Regions from separate parts of the Homo sapiens genome. Here region 2 is linked to region 1. Evidence: chromatin loops called from intact Hi-C (ENCODE). Cell type or tissue: endothelial cell of umbilical vein. All regions are shown on one strand. Links, peaks and the distances in the headings refer to the core of each region. The heading gives the core; the rest is flanking DNA. Region 1 has its middle 25 kb from the start of GJA8. Region 2 has its middle 62 kb from the start of GJA5.

The links. Peaks named below come from ENCODE experiments on the same cell type or tissue, not always from the same donor. Only the 100,000 strongest peaks of a DNase experiment are listed, where the experiment ranks them.
Region 2: it touches region 1 in a loop (3-fold over the local background); 9 of 110 quality-filtered maps call a loop at or near these places.

The regions. Positions count from the first base shown.
Region 1 is chr1:147,876,785-147,879,700 of GRCh38, reverse strand. No RefSeq gene overlaps it. Among named protein-coding and RNA genes, the nearest start is that of GJA8, 25 kb to the left of the region's middle. In endothelial cell of umbilical vein, for the core only: no CTCF peak of the experiment used is centred there; a DNase peak (open chromatin) is centred at 1,440; H3K27ac peaks cover 1,688 bases.
Region 2 is chr1:147,821,027-147,823,942 of GRCh38, reverse strand. No RefSeq gene overlaps it. Among named protein-coding and RNA genes, the nearest start is that of GJA5, 62 kb to the right of the region's middle. In endothelial cell of umbilical vein, for the core only: no CTCF peak of the experiment used is centred there; DNase peaks (open chromatin) are centred at 1,492 and 1,782.

The DNA of each region.
Region 1 (2,916 bases), core at 242-2,741:
ACCTCCCAGGCTCAATGGATCCTCCAGCCTTACCCTCCTGAGTAGCTGGGACTACAGGCATGTGCCACCACACCCAGCTAGTATATATAGATATATATATATATATATTTTTTTTTTTTTTTTTTTTTTTAGATATGAGGTTTTGCCATCTCGCCCAGGCTGGTTGCAAACTCCTGGGCTCAAGCAATCCTCCTGCCTCGGCCTCCCAAAGTGCTGGGATTACAGGCACGAGCCACTGTGTGGGGCCTTTTAATGGGTAAACTTTACTGTGTGGAAATTATACCTCAATAAAGGTTATTTAAAAACACGACCTTATGAGGGTAGATATTTATTACCCTATTTCAAAGGTGGGAAAAGTAGGATCACAGAGGTGATACTATCTTGCCTAAGTTCACACATCAAGTGAGTGGCAAGGCCGGAATTTGAACCTCCATATGTTGTTGATGCCAAAGGCCATATTCTGTTATACAAATAATTTAAAAATGATTGTGCAGGTGTATATTACTTATACATGCAGGTATATTTCATTTCTTAAACTAGCATGGAAGCTCCTCAAAGGCAAGGACTTTCCTATATACCTCTTTTCTAGTTCCCCAACTGGCTTGCAGAATGCTCTGTAGCAGAGTCAGGAAGTCTGTAGACCTGAGCTTGTCCATCACTTGTGTGTGCGGTGACTTTGAAGGGATTGTGGGGTGTGTCAGGGATATTGATCCCCTCTGTCCTCCAGGCATCTTGAGTCTCTGGGCTTATGGACCTGGCTGACATCAGCTTTATGTGCTGTACAAATATGATCATTTTCTAATCCCTGAAAAAGGTGAGGAAGCACTGACTTGGACAAGAAGTGCTATTGAAATTTGAAAGGAAGAGGAGGTAGCTCTGGCTGAGATGCTCTCGGTTGAGAACCTATGGGGAAAACCTTGCTAATCAGTGAAGAGGGAAGGGAGTATGTGGAAGGGGAAGAGAAGAATGGATTGGACTAAACTGGGCTTAACATATGTTTGGGGACAGTGGGCAGGAAGGTCAGGCTGGATCTGGGGGTATGGAGATGTATTCCAGAGGGGGATGGACACTTTCCTGGTGAGGGCCTGGCCTCTGGGCTAAGGAGTTGGAATATGCTCAGCAGCACAAAGCCTCCTGGTCCAATTTCATCCAGGAATTGTGTGTGGGTGTGTGTTTGTGTGTGTTTTGTGTACGTGTGCACACGCGTGTAGGAGGATGGGGATATGGAAGGAAAAGTGTGTATGTTTAAGAATAATGTGCTGTTCCTGGACTTTATGGCTGAGGGTCGTTCTGGATGCTGGAAGTGCCAGGCCCTCACCCTGGAGGCTCTGGGGAAGTCTGGCTTTCCTTTTCACACAGTATTTTTTTTCCCCAGCCCCTAGCTCTTTTCCCCCCGGGGGGAGGACATCTGTGGGGACGGTTCCTGTTTCCCCACCATTGCAGGCCCTGGCCTTCCTGAACATGATATGATTGTTTCTCTGGGCACAGTGCAAAGATGCCAATGGAGAACGGAAGTATCTCATGCCTTAGCAATTTTTTTTAAGGCAAAAAAGAAAAGGCTATTGAACTTGGGAACCCTGGACCTGAAGTCCTCTCTTCCTGGTGTGGAAGTGGGGACATTGTACAGGGTCTGCCAATCAGCCCTGTGGGCCAGATCTCCAACAAGGGAAAGATTTGACTCCCACCCATCCCCTAAGCAGTAACACTGGCACTAAATTCCTTCCTGTTCTCAAACTGCTACTATATATTTATGCACTGCTCCCTTGGGAATCTTGGGACATGGAAATGGAGAACTTTGTTCTCTTTCTCACCTTCCTCACTTTTCATATCCTCATCCCTTTTTAATATTCTTTCATTCATTCACTCATTTATTCCCTTGTTCAGCAAATATTTCTTGAGTACCTACCTGTGGTATAATAAGAAATACATTTGGTTTTTGTCCCTTATTCCTGGCACAGAGCTCCTAAATCCCTTGGAAGTTCCAGAATTATAGGAATGTCCTTTGTTATGCATATGGAGCCCTTTCAGTCCCACTGGAGTTTATGCTGATGATGTGATTTAGGGTTAGGGACCCCTAGATAGCCTCAGGATGGGGCTGCTTACCAGAAGGACAAAATGATTAGAAGGTTGGTACTTTCAGTCTCACCCACTGACTTCTTGGCAGAGGGGAGGGGACTGAAGATTAAGAAGCTCTATAAAAACTCTTAAAGAACAAGATTTGATGAGCTTCCAGGCTGCTCAACACCTGAAGGTGCCAGGAGGGTGGTGGCCTCTGAGAGGAACAACCATCTGGTTGTTCCTGAGTTAGATCCTTTATAACAAACCAGTAAACATAAGTAAAGTGTTTCCCTAAGTTCTGTGAGCCATTCTAGCAAATTATTAAAACTGAGAAGAAGGTTGTGGGAACCTCTGATTTATAGCTGGTTGGTCAGAAGTATCAGAGGCCCAAACTTGCAATTGGCATCTGAAGTGGGGAGATAGTCTTGTTGGAATGAGTCCTTAACTTGTAGGATCTGACATTAACTCCAGGTAGATAGTGGCAGAATGGAATTAAATTGTAGGGCTTCCATCTGGTGTTCAGAGAGTTGGAGAATTGTAGAAAAAACTCATACATCTTGGGCCAGAAGTGTGTGAGATGGTGGAGAAACAGTGTGTGTGTTTTCCCAGACTACTTTGTGACAGGTATTGTGTTAAATACTAACAATATAGCAGTGCTTAAGGAAAACCTCCCATCCTTGACCTCAGTCACTTATAGCCTGATGGAAAAGATCCATTATGTTCAGACATGGTTATACCAGGCATGGAAAGACAGAAAGTACATAAAAAGAGAAATGGCAACATAAAGAAGCATATCTCAGAGCTCTATGTAACCTGAATTTGTGTCTAATTCACCTTTTTGTTTTGTTTTGGTTTTTG
Region 2 (2,916 bases), core at 212-2,711, 56 kb after region 1:
AGGAGTTCGAGACCAGCCTGGCCAACATAGTGAAACCTTGTCTCTACTAAAAAATATAAAAATTAGCCGGGTATGGTGGTGCACACCTGTAGTCCTAGAGGGAGACTGAGGCAGGAGAATCGCTTGAACCCGGTGGGCAGAGGTTGCAGAGAGCTGAGATTGTACCACTGCACTCCAGCCTGGGTGACAGAGCAAGACTCCATGTCAAAAAACAAAACAACAACAAAAAACTTCTATTCATGTTTTATGTAAGGTTTAGAAAATGGCAGTTGTCCACATAGGTGGGAGAAGCGCTGATGGAGATGAAGAGTATTGAACTTCAAGCTATTCCTCAGCAGTTGGACCATGTAGAACCTGGGGCAGAGAATCGATGCCTGGGATTATTCCTGGGCTTTAGCCCCAGCCTGAAATGTGACTCAGGGACAGGAATCCAGTGTCCCAGGTGCAGAAAATGTTTAGTCCTCTCTGGAGAACTGGGAAACTAGAATAAAGCTTAATCAGAAGCCCAATTCAAGAGGAGCTACAACTCAGGGAACAATTCAGGAGCCCAGGAGTCAGCCCCACTCTATCTAAGGCAGTGTTGGTCCTGTTCCTTCACTCAGCATTTACTAAGCATCTACCTTTTGCTAGACATGGGGCACTGTACAGGGGGTCAAAGATAGATTAGTTAAGATCCTGACCTCAAAGACATGCAGGTATATGGAGAGAGTGATCAAAATTAAGTACCAGATTGGGGTGGGAAGTGTAATAATAACAGCAACCATTTATTGAGTACTTACTATGTTTCAGGTCTGGTACTAAGCTCTTTATACATATTATCTCACTCCTCACAATAACCCCAAGAGGTAGGTATTTATTGTTCCCATTTTACTGCAAGATGATATGACTTGTTCAACGTCACATAGCTAGACTCCAAAGCTCGTGCTTGTGCAAACATACTTTCAGCCTCTCAGGATGGATCTGAGAAATGGAGCAGGGCTAAAAAGAGGGAAATGGTTAATTGAAGGGCTGGAATATAGTATTCAGAGGCAGGAATTGACTGGCCTCTTTAACTGATGCTAACTGATGTATATTTTCCATACCATTCTTATCCCCCTAAGAGTTAATTCTGATAAAGACAGGTAAGAGCTTGGGCCCTGCAGTGATGAAAATGGAAGTAGGGGAAGAGGGAAGCCAGTGATGGGGAGGAGATGTAGGAGGAAAAAAAAAAAAAACACACATGTGTTTGAGACACGCAATTTTGCTAGACTTACAGTTTGTCAAGGGCTGGCCGTGGCTATAGATAAGACTTATCCAGCAATTGAGAATTTGAGAATTAAGCCAGCTAAGATGGGTGTCACTGTGCTTCTTAGCCTGGTCAAGCTGGAGCCATTCCATTTGTGGAAGAAGGGGAAGCTCTAGAGAATTCTCAGTGGATTTATTAGCTCTATGAAGAATGGTGTTAACTAAAGGGAAACAATTGTTCAGGTCACACAGTCTGGACTTCAATGTCAGATTTATTAAGTAATTAACTGTGACTCACTCAATGAACATCTGCTAGTTGAATTGTTTATTGGAAGGCACAGTCCTTGCCCTCAAGCAGCCTGTCTCTGAGATGGTAGGAAGGTAGGGCAGAGGGGAATGGGGATAACCAGTCTTTCTGCTTTGGCTAAAGGATGTAAGAAATGAGATAAAAATGAGCCACAGCATTAAACTACCCCAAACAAAATAATGATATGGCAATTTGACTTATTTCTCAACCTTGCATCTGTTTATGTTTCTATTTTTGGAGGATTCTCCCTCCATTCACATCACTTGGACATACTGACCACTTTCCAGGCATCTCAGCTCAGCAACACCCAGAGTGTGTGTCATAAGATCTGTGGGTCTGAGGAAATGGCAACACATGCAACAAAGGACTAAAATGTTCCAGGCTACTTGGCAAAGAAAGGTCAGCCCATGACCGAATGGGACTTAACATTGTTGGCAACAACTCTAAAAACCCTTAGTGATCAGCGAATGAAGAAGGTGTCTGTGATGACTATGCTGTTTCCAACAGTCCCAATGTCAAATTATCCAGGACTTTTTGCTGAGTTTTCTTTCTTTTGATGTAATTTCATTCTTTAAAAAGATAGTTCTTTACATACATAACTGAATGTATCTTAATTATTTTGCCTTTGAAGGACTTGTCACATAAATAAATTAACATATCTGAAAAGAAAAAAACCCATCCGTATGGTGAGGCCATGCATTCCAGTCTTTGGTTTTGGAAAATTTGGTTATGGGAGAGTTAGGAAATCAAAATCCTTTCTTGTTGTACCTAGAAGAGGCAGCTCCTTGTCAGCAATGTAGTTTAGGGGAGAGTAGAAGTTAGAAATGGGATCTAGGAGTTTTGACACAGTGGCTTCCCAGAGCAAGTTCTGGGATTACAGTCAGGTTGAGAGAAGTTGGAAAGGGACCTAACAAATATCCATGGAGCCTCTCCCTTGTGCCTGGCTCTGACCAGGTGCTTCACATGCAACTTCATTTGATCCTCACTTCTGCCCTCTGAGGTGGGCATTATTAATCCAAGTTATAGATAAAGTCACTGAGGCCCACTATTAGTACCCTTTGAAAAGAACAAACAGTGGATTTCAAAAGTTCAAAATTTCTTTTATACAAAGCATACCTATTAAAAAATACATTTTTCTAGTGCAAAAAGAAAGATGTCAGGGAAAGATTAGCTTGCTTAGAAGAGATAAGCCCTCATTCTCTGCTCACGCCACAATTCTCACTCTTTCCCCAGTAAATCCACAGGTGATACGTCATTGGCTTCATGAGAGCTTTGGAGATGATCTTACATTTGCACCTTCTTCACACCCTAAAGGGAGCTTTGAATCTCCCCCACGGTTCCCATATCTTGCATGTGAGTTATTTGAGATAACTCTCTGGAATTAG